Linked DNA regions of Homo sapiens: all the other regions are linked to region 2. Evidence: chromatin contacts called from ENCODE Hi-C or POLR2A ChIA-PET data. All regions are on one chromosome and are shown on one strand. Each heading gives the region's core, a stretch centred on a gene start or an enhancer-like site at or near the end of the contact. The rest is flanking DNA. Distances are from core to core; before and after follow the strand shown. Region 1 holds the start of EIF5-DT (EIF5 divergent transcript). Region 2 holds the start of PAPOLA (poly(A) polymerase alpha). Region 3 holds the start of GPR68 (G protein-coupled receptor 68). Region 4 holds the start of CALM1 (calmodulin 1).

Region 1 (2,700 bases), core at 146-2,645, 6.8 Mb before region 2:
CATTGCCTTTGCCCTCAACCTAAAGGAAATAAGAATTTTAGTTGTGCAGTTTCCCCTGACAAATGCAAACTTCAAAATTCTACAAAAAGAGCTATCAACTAAATTGAAGAGCAGTTTATTACCTTGGCAATCAGACGGGGCATCTTGTAGCGATAGAACTGGTCTGACACGCTGCGGTTGACATTGACAGACATTTTGGCTTATTAGTGGCTTTATCAATAAGATGAAGAGATCTTTGATTGCAACTTTTTGGTATCTTCTGTCTGGAGAAGAAGGGATGACATAAACGACTGCAAGAGTTCTCGGTCTCTGACATGAAAAAATTTTCGCCACTGAGGCTGTAAGCTTCTTGCTTGTATGCTATGTTTCCCCAATACAGGTACCAATGGCTGCGCAACAGCTCTGAAAGAAAAAGGGAAAGAACACACAAAAATCCCCCCAGGTTTAACATCATCGCTGGATGGAAACGCCTCCTTTTTACATCCTAGTTATGCTTCTGCTTAACTCCACCTTAAAAAGCATCTGAGATCACATGCAAACAGCCATTCTCATGTAACACAGTACAATCTGCGGGAACATAAAAAGGCCTCCATTTCGACTAAGCTGTGACTGGTAGGGAAATGCCTGACAAGAAAACACAAGCTGTGCTGCCTCAGCCGCCGTGAGATTCCATCAGACCGAGGGCAATCAGCAGGTTTGCCTCTGCGGCCATCCTGGAAGTGCTGAAGAACGAACCCGAGCCCTCTCCGCCGCCCACCCCGCCTGGATAAGCAAACTTCTCAGGCACACCCCCGTTCGTCTTCATTTTTAAGGGCAACCTAGGGAACTGTTCTCTACAACTAATCGTTGCTTCGGCAACCATGGCTTACTTCAAAGCAGCACTTCCTTAAACGCAGCGCTCGCCCACAATTTGCCATTAAGCAAGAGAGCGCGAGCGAACGCCAGGCTCGCCCCGGCCTCCCTTTTCCTCGCTATTCAAATACTCGGTTAACCTTCGCCCTGGTCCCCATGGCTACCGCGCTCCGAGGCGTTTCCGCGGGGGCTGGCGAACCGGGCAGCTCCGCGAAGGAGGGGGGCGCGCGACCGGGGCGTCTGGCCCCATCCCCAGCGCGTCCCCCGAGAGCCGGCGGCCCCGGAGGGTGCACAGCCGGGAAGCGACACACGGCCGAGGGGTGCCGGGATCGGGCCGCCCCCGCCCCAGAGCGCGCGATGACTCACAAATGCAGCAGCTGAAGCCTGAGTCAGCCCGAGCGGCGGGCACGCGCGACGCGCTCCCGCCATGCCGGGGAGGGGGCGAGGCCGGGCCGGGGAGCGCGCGGGGAGGGGGCGGCCGGCGCCCGGGCCCGCGCCCGCCCGCCGTCCGCCCAAACTGCGCCACACGCCGCGGCGGGGTCACGCGGCGGCCGCCGCCATCTTGTGCGGCCGCCATCTCCTGGCCCGCCGCGCCCGCGACTCACCGTTTTCGTCAAATAAAGACATAAACCCAACGCTGCTCGCCCGGGACTGGGATGAAGTGAGGCGCGATATAAACCCGAGTCCGAGTCCGAGGAGGCGGAGGCGAAGCGCAGCGAGGAGCGGCCGGGCCAGGTGCCGCCGCCGAGCAGCGGGGAGGGGCTGTCCCAGCGACGTCCGCGGTCCACACCCGTCAGCGCCGGAGCTGGGCGACCTGGCGCGGAGAGACGGCGCCGTGAGCCGTGGGCGGTCGGGGAGTGCACCTTCCCCGCCAGCCAGCGGCCCGAGGGGTCGAGGGGGCGGGAAGCACCGGGCAGGGGGCCGCCCCTTCACCGGACTCACCTCTGGAATGTTCTCGCTCTGACTGAACAACGCCGCCGCCGCGCTCAAGCTACCCTCGGCCCCAGCGTCCGCCCCCCGCGTCAGGCCTCACTGCCCATTGGCTGGAGGCCTGCCACAGCTCGCTCGTCATTGGTTCGCTTGCGACGTCAATCGCATCTTTCCGCGCCCCTTCTGCTTCCTGAGGCTCAACTCGCGGCCTCGGCCCGCCTCCAGCCCCGGTCTCGCTTCCTTCCTCTCCCCTCCCCCCGCCTTTCCCAGAGGTCTTCGCGGCGCAGCCCTTGGGTCTCGCGAGACCCGGAGTGGCCCTGGTGGCGGGGCCGGGGTACCGGGGGCCGTTCTTTGTCGGTTTGGGCCTTGAGGGGGAGATGGTGGTTGGTCCCCTCCCTCGCCGGGTCTGGGACAGGCCGCGGCGTCATGGCGACTCCCGGGACGCAGGAGCCATCGTCCTCGAAACTGCTTTCGAGGCCGTGTTTTTGCGGCTGCCACCTTCGGGGAGAGGAACCCGACCGCGTTCTCCCCGCAGCGGGCGCTCATCTCCCTTTCCCGTTCTCCCGGGACGCCCGACTCCGGGCCTCGAGGAATGAGTTGTTTTTCCACCTTAAGCCCCAGGCCTGGGTCTTTCATCCCAGGGACGTCTTCTGTTTCGGACTCGGGGTGGATTGGCCGCTGGCGGAACGAGTCCGTGACTCGCCAGTGACCGCCCAGGGCGGTCGCGAGGCCGCGCCGCCTCGGTGTCGGCCCGCAACCCAGCCTGCGCGCTTAGCTCAGCGCGTCGCCTCCCGTTTTCGGAAGAGGAGGCCCTTAATTGGTTTGGAATCCTGGGGCCTCCTGAAGGCGCTTCGTGGTGGGTTCCCACCTTCTGGTGAAGGCCTCCCTGCTCTCCCAGGGTTGAAAAGCGCTATCCTT
Region 2 (2,700 bases), core at 135-2,634:
CCTTACTTACAAAAAAAAAATAGACCTGAGTTACTACATTCGATGTCTAGAAACCACAAAAATCTTTATCCTGAATTTAACCAAAACTTTGAGTGTCAATTACATGTTGCGTTTTGAGGCTACTAAGATGAAGAAAACTCGGTCCCTGGTCTCAAAGAGGCACTCTTACGCTTCAATATTCAAAAATGGAAGAAATGCAGTCTCACTATTTAGGCCTCTACAATGCTGTATATTTGCAGGAAAAAAAAAATCCGTAATCTACTGGCAATGAGCTGCCAAATTATATCTCATTATCAGAAAGGGGGAGGGGAGAAAAAAACTTTTTAAAAACCCACCAAGAAAAGAAAAAGGCGCAGTGGCATTAGAAAGCATAAAGAGACTAGCTTCAAGCCTTACAACCAGGAAAAAAAAAGTATCACCAGAGATAGAGAAAGAAGGAAACAGAATGAAACCTGGTTACCCCATCAAAACAAAACAGGGAAAGCAATACATAAGTCGTTTTGGAGGAGGGCACCCTGTGAAGTGCCCCCTTCTCCGACCGCCTGTGAATGCTAGGGAGGCGGAGGTGGAGGCAGGCGGACTCAACGCTCAAAGCTGGGCTTTTAACTCGTGCTCCTACATTCAGACAAGGTCAGTGGAAAGGGGCTAACTCCGGCGCACAAGACAGGCATCTGGAAATGGGAGGAAGAGAGTGAGCAAACTGAGACAGACCAGGAACAGAAAAGCAACATCGAATGGGCCCGAGGGGCGCCGAGAGCGAGCCCGAACCCCAAGTGCTGATCCCGCGTGCAGCAGGGTCGTGGTTCCCCACCACCAGGCAATGTTTTGTTTTCGGGTTGTTTTGATTTTCTTTGTGGACGGGGCGGAGAAGCTGGAGTGGCCGGGCGAGTTAGAGGTTCCGCCAGCAATTCCGGAAGGGGAAGGCCCCCGGCCCGACGGCAGCTGACCCAGCCAGGAAGGGTCGGGGGACGCGGGAACCCAGCACACGGGGGGAAGTGCGGCGGCGAGCGAGCGAGGAAACAGGAAGGTCCCCAGTCCTGCCTGCCTCCTACCAGCGGGGAGGGTCGGGCTCGCGTGCCACCCTCTCCGCCTACCTCTTCCCCTTCCCGGACGCCCCCCAAGGCCCAGCCGGCGAGCGAAAGAAAACAGAATACAAATTACTTACAACGGCATCGTCTCCGGCGCCGGCACCGCCCAGTCACTTCCCCCCCGCAACCGCCGCCGCTGCCGCCCTGGGCATGATCCACTGAGGCGGGAGGGAGGGGGGGGCCTGCCTCAGCCCTGGGTCCAACCCCTCTCCCGCACCGCTCCCGCCGCTTTAAGCGCTTCTCCTCCTTCCCCTTCGTCCTAACATGGCGCCCGAGCGCTACCACAGCAACGTTCTAGAACTGCTGACGCCACCACGCACGCCGTGCGTGCGCCTGCGCACCAGCGCCGTCCGCCGCGAAGCCTCACGGGAAGCGGAGTTCCTAAGGCCGCCTGCGGCCCGGCAATTACCCCCTGGGTCCTCTCACACTTAGCAGTGGGTGTCAGATGGTGGAAGGGAACGCTCAGGGAGGCCCCGGGCGGTGAGTTGTCCCTCGGGCGGGGACGCCCTCGTGGGCAGTGCGGCGTGGACGGCGCAAGGAAGAACCCGGAGAGATCCCAAGCCACGAGGCACCGCTTCCGGCGCATTGTGAGGTCCCACCTTTCCCGCCGCCTGAGGTCGCGGCGGCTGCTCTTTCCCGGAGCAGCGTCCCTGGAGGCGCTGCCAGGGGGTGAGGCACCCACGCGTGCACCGTATGTACCCCCCAGCGCGGCGCTTAGAACGACTCGCATGAGTCGCTGCCTTGGGTTGGAACCGGTTACTCCGCCGCTTCGTACTGGACTGCAAAGTAACAAGTACTTCGCCGGGCAGCGGTGCCGACCCCGTGTGCTACGGCGAGAGGTGCTTAGCCTAGAGCCGACGAAAACATGTCCCCAGGACTCCCTTTCCCTCCCAGACTGCGTCCCACCAGATGGAGCTTTCCGTCTGTTTTAACCACCAGTGTATTCCTGATGCCTGACCCAGGCGCTGAAATATTTGTTGAACGAATAAATGTGTAGGTTAGGACTGACGACAGTCCGCGAATTCTGGAACACGGGCTGATTTTACTTTTGAACAAATGATGCACTGGAACTTCCTGACAGAGCTGACCTTTTATAGGAACATCAATGGCAGTCACCGCTGGCATTTTAGCAAAGGTTGTCTTGGTCATAATTTCCCCTTGACTGTGTTTCCAGCCCTTAATCTATATCGGGTGGGACCTGGAAGTCTACCTTCTCGCCACCCCTCGGCAAAAGTTTGAGAAAGTGTTTGAGGCAGAGCCTCCTCTCTCATATGCCCTCCATCTGCGAATTAGAACGAATTATAAGTTCTACGGTGTCACATAGGGGGTTAGCGGAGAGGAAGAGGGAAAGAATCAAATACAGGACGCTGCCTTAACCAAAGTTCTAAACTCTAAATGTAATAATGTGCATTTGTGAGTCCTCAGGAAGTTTCACAAAGGCTTTCCCTTTTTTCACAGAATGTCTAGTAGGACTGGTGACTCCGAATGGGAAAAACACAGGACCTAGACCTGCCCTGTCCATTAGTGTAGCCCCTTGGCCACTTAGGGCCACTGAGCACTTGAAATGAGGCTAGTTCGTTTAGGAGGCACTGGAAGTGCAAAATACGCACGG
Region 3 (2,700 bases), core at 136-2,635, 5.3 Mb after region 2:
TTGAGACGGAGTTTCGCTTTTGTCGCCCAGTCTGGAGTGCAATGGCATGATCTCAGCTCACCGCAACCTCTGCCTCCCAGGTTCAAGTGATTCTCCTGCCTCAGCTTCCCGAGTAGCTAGGATTACAGGCATGCGCCACCACCCCCAGCAAATTTTTGTATTTTTAATAGAGATGGGGTTTCACCATGTTGACCAGGCCGGTCTCCAACTCCTGACCTCAGGTGATCCACCCGCCTCGGCTTCCCAAAGTGCTAGGATTCCAGGCGTGAGCCACCGCACCTGGCCGGAAATAGTTTTTAAAAGGCCTGCTATGTGGTAGCATTTGCTTGGAGGGCCCAGGCCCCACTGAAGGGGATTTCCTTAGACCCCCTACCAACAGAGTGAGGGCAGTGGAGCCAAGGCTCTTGGCATGAATAAGATGGGCATCAGTGTTTTAAACTGTGTTGGTCCCCAGAGCAGGGACCAAGCACAGGGCTCTGGCCACTTCCAGCAGGAAGGACTCGCACCCCCAGTGGCCCCATGCACCGTATCTGTTGGCTTCCTGGCTCTGGCAACGTAGCTTATAATCAGCTTCCAAGGAGTCTGCCTTGGAGGGAGGTGGTTACGCCAAAATGCTGGGCCTTTCCATCCTCCGTGTTATGTGTGTGAGGGAGGGAGTTTAGTAAGTGCTCCTGAGAGCCAGAAGGGCCCCCGGGGCCAGAGCCCTGGGCTTGATTCCTTCTCTGGGGACCGACACAGTTGAAAACATTGATGCCCGCCCTATCCTTACTGATGCCCAGAGCCTTAGCTCCACTGCCTTCGCTCTGCTGCTCTGCCAAACAGGATCCTACCTGCTTCACCACATCCGTGGCTGCCCACCTTCACTGCACTTTAGAACAGTCCAGGGAGCTTTAGAGCCACTGATGCTGGCACGTCACTTCCAGGAAACATGATTTAACCAGCCCCGGGTGGGGCCCGGGCATTGGTATTTTTTTTGTAGGCTCCCAGGTATGTTCTCATGCACATGGCCAGGGTTGAGCCCCAGTGACCCAGATGTTGGCGGCTTCCCCCACCCTTGCCTGGATCCCGGTATCCTGTAGGTGCTGAAAGGTGGCTAGAATTAGCCCACCCCCTCCTCCTGTATCCCCCCACCACAGTCCTGAGGGCACCTGCCCCTAGCTCAGGCTTTCACATTCCCAGCGAGGCTGCTCACTGACTCTGGGTTGCATGGAGAGCAGAGGAAGATGCGTGGAGAGAGCCATTCCGCCGCCCTCAGCCTCTGGCTGGCGAGTGGTTCCTCGGCAACCGCCCAGCCTGACACCAGATTGGAGTTCACATGATTCTGCCTCAGCTCGGGAATGGGCAGCCTCCAGCTGGGGATTTTCTAGCCGGAGCTGGGAGGTTCAGGCTGCGGGAAGTCGCTGGAGGGAGAGCTGGGATCGTGGCTGCAAGGGTGCCCAGGCTCCTGCAGAGCCTCTGCAGGAAGCCCAGCTGTTTGAGGTTTGAAGGCAGAGCCTAGCTGGGGCAGGCAGAGTCAGAGAGGACTCGTTTCAGAGTCCCCCCTCAGAGGACTCCCTCCATCCTGATTTCAGCAGCTGCCTGCTCCTCACCTGGTTGCAGAGACCACACTGCCTTCCTGGGGCCCTGAGGCTCTAGGAGAAGCTGGAAAGCACAGGTGGGGGTCCATCCAGCTGTTTCCAAACTGCGGGTTGTGACCCATTCATGGGTCAGTAAATCAACTTCATAGCTCATGACCTGCATTTAAAAAATTGAAATAGAATAGAAATGATCAGAGTGCGTGGCAAGAAGTAGGGTAAGTATTGCTTTGGGGAAGTTTGTTGCTTTGTACAGATGTGTGTGTGTGTGTGTGTGTGTGTGTGTGTGTGTGTGTCTGTGTTCTGGGTCGCGATGTCAGGTGTATTTCTTGCTATTGCTTGTGATCCAAAAAGCTCAAAGGCAGCAAGTTGGTGCCTAGACACGTGGGTTCTGGATTCAGATCCACCCCAACTGACTGTGTGAGTTTGAGCCTCCCTGCATTAGCCTCTCTGGGCTTCAGGTTCTGAGAAATGGCTTAGCAATGCCAGCCCACCTGACTCACAGGGACTTCGTGGGCCCAGATGGGACTGACCTTTGAAACAGTGACAAGGGTTCTAGAAGTGAGATGCTATGGTCCACGTTGTTGCTGGAGTGAGGCGATCTGGGGGGAAAATGGGGACTAAGGAAAAATGCATCCTGATGTTTCCCCTCTCCTCAGAGGGAAAAATAAAGCACTTTCAGAAAATGAAACAGCCTTGCTTAAAGCATGCAGAGGTTTGGCCAACTGAAGGAAAAGGAAGCTGGGCCCTGGGGAAACTCCCCAGCTCTTGTGGGTTTGGGGTTCCGTGAGCAGCCCTGGCACCATGAGTAACTGTCTGTGTGCGTGCCGGTGTGTGCTGCACGAAAGGGGGGGCGAGTTAGATCACTATTTATGTGCCAGCTGGAATCCAGCATTTAGGCACCTCCGCCTTCTGACTTGGGACATGCAAGAGACTCCTAGCTTAGTCAGAGAGGCCTTTCCTTCCTGTTGGGAGCTTAATTTCTCTTGGTCATTAAAGTCCTCAGAGACCTCTATGCTGATTTGCATTTGCTAAAGATTTGCTTTCAGGCGTTGAGTCACTCTATAGTTTTTCTCAATTTTTTAGCTGGGTAATAAAGTGTTATTTTGATTCTTTTCTCCAATGC
Region 4 (2,700 bases), core at 3-2,502, 6.1 Mb after region 2:
CCGCGCACCAGGGCTGAGGCCAAGGCCACCCGCACCTCCCACCCGCTTCTGCTCCCCCAGGCGACGAGCCCGCGGCGCCGCCGCCTCCTCCCGGAGCAGAAACTTTGCGTCTCTAATGGAAACCAAGCCGCGCGCCAGTTCCCTCCTCCCCCGCCGCCCCCCCCCCCCGCCCCAATTAGCGCGAGCCCAGCGCCTCCCGCGGGAAGTGCCTCCTGGTGCACCGAGGCTCACGCCCGCCCGCACTGCTGCACTGGGTGGGGGGCCGCAGGGTGCGAAAGCGGCAGGAACAAGCCACGGCCACACCGCAGGGCCCCGCCCGGGCGCAGGGCGGCCCGGCCGCCGCTTCCGCCCTCTCCGCCCCCAACCCCTCGCCTTCCTGCCCCCAACCCCACCCTTCCCCGGCTCCTTCCTTCCCAGCCCACGCCCGCGCCGCGCCCCCCGGGAAGAAGGAGGGGAGAGCGACCGAGGGAGGGCGCCCAGCAGGGCCGGCCAAAGTGGGGAGGTGGCGGGCGCTGACTGCGCCCCTCAACACCCGGCCGGAACAATGTGCGCCACCGGCCAGCTCCAGCCCATTCATTCTCCACTGCCCGCCCGACCTGCCACCTTCGCGCCGGCGGAGAAGCGGGGTGGGGAGGGGCGGGCCGGGGGGGGGGGTCTAGTGCCCGGCCCCGCCCGGCTCCCAGGCCGAAACGCTGCGCTGCAGGCAGCCCGGGTGCGGCGCTAGTGGATGCAGTGGGTGCGGGGCTGGGCGGGGGGCAGGGGGATTGGATGCAGAAACCCCCGCTGCAGTTGCGGCCGGAGCCCCTGCCCGTGGACGGCCTACGACCAAGTCCAGCTCCAAGGGGAACCAATAAATGAAGCTCCCTGGCAGAGGTCGCCGAGATGCAAATCCAAAATGCAACCTCCTTTAAGCGCAGCTGCTGCGTAACACTCAGAAAAGAAAAACCTCCAAGAACCAAAAACAAACAAAAAACAAACAAAACAACTAGAAATCTGGGAAGAAATCTCGGGCAGCTGCTACGCCGGCATTTGCCACTCCCGACCTACCATGGTGCGAGCGAAGGGAGGAAGAGCAGAGGGAGCGAGGGTGGCTGCACCAGCGCGGGGGCTGCGACGGCGGGGGTACCTCCGATGCCGCTGCTGCTGCTGCTGCTGCTAAGGCGCGCTGTGCGCTATGCCGCCGCCGCCGCCTGCGCCGCCGCCTGACTACGAGTAACGGCACGGCGTCCACGACACTCCCAGCACCACTGCCGGAGCGCGAGTCTGCGCCCCGCGATATATATATGGTGCGCCGTATCCCTCCGCCGCGGCGGAGCCGCCTCGCGCAGAGCGGCGCTGCGGCAGCCGGGCCTTGCCCGCCTGGTCCCGCCCCCGGGTTCGCCAGGCCTCCCGCCGCCCCCTGCGCGCCAGTCGCGGCGGCCCTACGCTGGGTCGGGGAAGCGTTCTAGGCTGGGCGCGCGGTCTCGGGTCAGGTGTGGCGGGGAGTCCTCAGGAGACGCCCACCCTGGGCGGGGGCGAAGACAGAGCGCCTGCTTAGTCCAACCTGGGGGCGGCCCAGAGCTTCGGAAGCCGTTCACTCCGCTACCTACCCCAGCCTCACCCCACCTGGGTGACCCTCCCACCTCAACATCTCCAACCGCTCCACTAGGGCTGCCGGCTCCCGCGTGCCCCTCGTCCTTGGGTCTGCAGCGGCCACTTCCAGTTTGGGGTGCTGCAGGAGGTCCTGAGAGTAGGGGGTCCGCGGGGAGGTGGAGGCAGATTGGCCACACTCCTTCAGCTGCCGAGGAGAGGGGTCTGCAGAGGACGAGGTAGTTGTCCTCCTGGAAGAAATTGGTCCTCTTCGGATTTTGGAGCAGTATCCGAGTCAAATTATTTATGCTCAGTTGCTAAATCTGTGTCATGCTGCGATGTTTAATCAGTCTTTAATGTTTTTACGTTTCCACTGAATATTTTTTAGGATGCCTGAATATTTCTCCCCTACTATTTTGTTCTTTTTCCTGGCGCCCGTCTTACTAAAATTAGTGTACCTGTGCAGCTTCTACAGACCTTAAACCCAGGCTTTAAATTTTTCGTAATTTTCCTGATCCTGAGAAGGGTCAGAGTCTTTATTCATAAATCCATAGAAACAAGGGAAAAAATAGATGCTTCAAATCCTCTGCATTACAAGTGGAACACACAGCCAATTGCCTCTCTTATGGAGCTAGATTGTATTTTAAACTACAGTTTTGATTATATTCCTTTTAAAAGACTATTTAAATCTTTAAATATACTAGTGTTTTCCATTTTTTATTATATTCCTTTTAAAATAATATTTAAATCTTTAAGTTTACTAGTGTTTTCCATTTTTCTGTAAAGTAGAGAAAGAACAATTTCAGCCAGTAATGTGAACCCCAGGACTTGTAAAAATCTAGACAAAATGCTGCAGTTTCTTTTCTTGCCAAGGCAGAACACAGAATTTGATCTTCTGTTTTACAGGGCCCGGGCAACAGTTGGAGGTTATCATTTGCTTACTGTTTCACAGAATATGGCAAAGTGTGTGATTAACATGCTGTGCTAGAAAGGGCTTTGCTTGCTTGTGTTTGTTTCTGCTTTCAACAAAGTCTGCAGGAATATGTTTTTTAAAAAAGGAAAAATGTACAGGCACATTGCAAATGCCACAGGACTTCTTGGGATAACCTTAGACAAGACGTCAGCATCTGT

The links. A loop is a pair of places that touch in the nucleus more often than their neighbours do. ChIA-PET counts read pairs that join two places held with the same protein, here RNA polymerase II (POLR2A). Pooled maps may share reads with other maps.
Region 1: a loop to region 2 is called in a pooled map, with 10 times the contacts of the local background. The contact joins the promoter of EIF5-DT here to the promoter of PAPOLA in region 2. A Hi-C loop is called at or near these places in 5 of 50 pooled maps. POLR2A ChIA-PET finds 5 or more read pairs at or near these places in 2 of 52 experiments (GM12878 and activated T-cell).
Region 3: a loop to region 2 is called in a map with no recorded cell type, with 9 times the contacts of the local background. The contact joins the promoter of GPR68 here to the promoter of PAPOLA in region 2. A Hi-C loop is called at or near these places in 2 of 37 single-sample maps with no recorded cell type and 2 of 50 pooled maps.
Region 4: a map with no recorded cell type shows a loop between it and region 2 (10-fold over the local background). The contact joins the promoter of CALM1 here to the promoter of PAPOLA in region 2. A Hi-C loop is called at or near these places in 2 of 37 single-sample maps with no recorded cell type and 8 of 50 pooled maps. POLR2A ChIA-PET finds 5 or more read pairs at or near these places in 1 of 52 experiments (OCI-LY7).

What each region holds. Positions count from the first base shown.
Region 1 is chr14:103,333,355-103,336,054 of GRCh38, reverse strand. EIF5-DT (EIF5 divergent transcript) reads left to right here and starts at 1,395. Exons shown (of 1, transcript NR_158216.2): 1 at 1,395-2,700. It overlaps EIF5 (eukaryotic translation initiation factor 5), which reads right to left and starts at 1,818. Exons shown (of 12, transcript NM_001969.5): 1 at 1,795-1,818; 2 at 1,458-1,666; 3 at 123-402; 4 at 1-19. The coding sequence starts at 194. RefSeq lists silencers at 963-1,202, 1,313-1,362, 1,503-1,922 and an enhancer at 2,243-2,362.
Region 2 is chr14:96,501,066-96,503,765 of GRCh38, reverse strand. PAPOLA (poly(A) polymerase alpha) reads right to left here and starts at 1,384. Exons shown (of 22, transcript NM_032632.5): 1 at 1,166-1,384. The coding sequence starts at 1,173. It overlaps PAPOLA-DT (PAPOLA divergent transcript), which reads left to right and starts at 1,440. Exons shown (of 1, transcript NR_122121.1): 1 at 1,440-2,118. RefSeq lists silencers at 1,071-1,190, 1,629-1,972 and enhancers at 892-1,487, 1,311-1,570, 1,488-2,082, 2,083-2,679.
Region 3 is chr14:91,243,389-91,246,088 of GRCh38, reverse strand. GPR68 (G protein-coupled receptor 68) reads left to right here and starts at 1,385. Exons shown (of 2, transcript NM_001177676.2): 1 at 1,385-1,792. RefSeq lists enhancers at 1,618-1,667, 1,187-1,688.
Region 4 is chr14:90,395,581-90,398,280 of GRCh38, reverse strand. It overlaps CALM1 (calmodulin 1), which reads right to left and starts at 1,252. Exons shown (of 6, transcript NM_006888.6): 1 at 1,048-1,252. The coding sequence starts at 1,050. RefSeq lists silencers at 1-60, 141-690, 701-860, 1,141-1,560 and enhancers at 991-1,040, 1,162-1,456.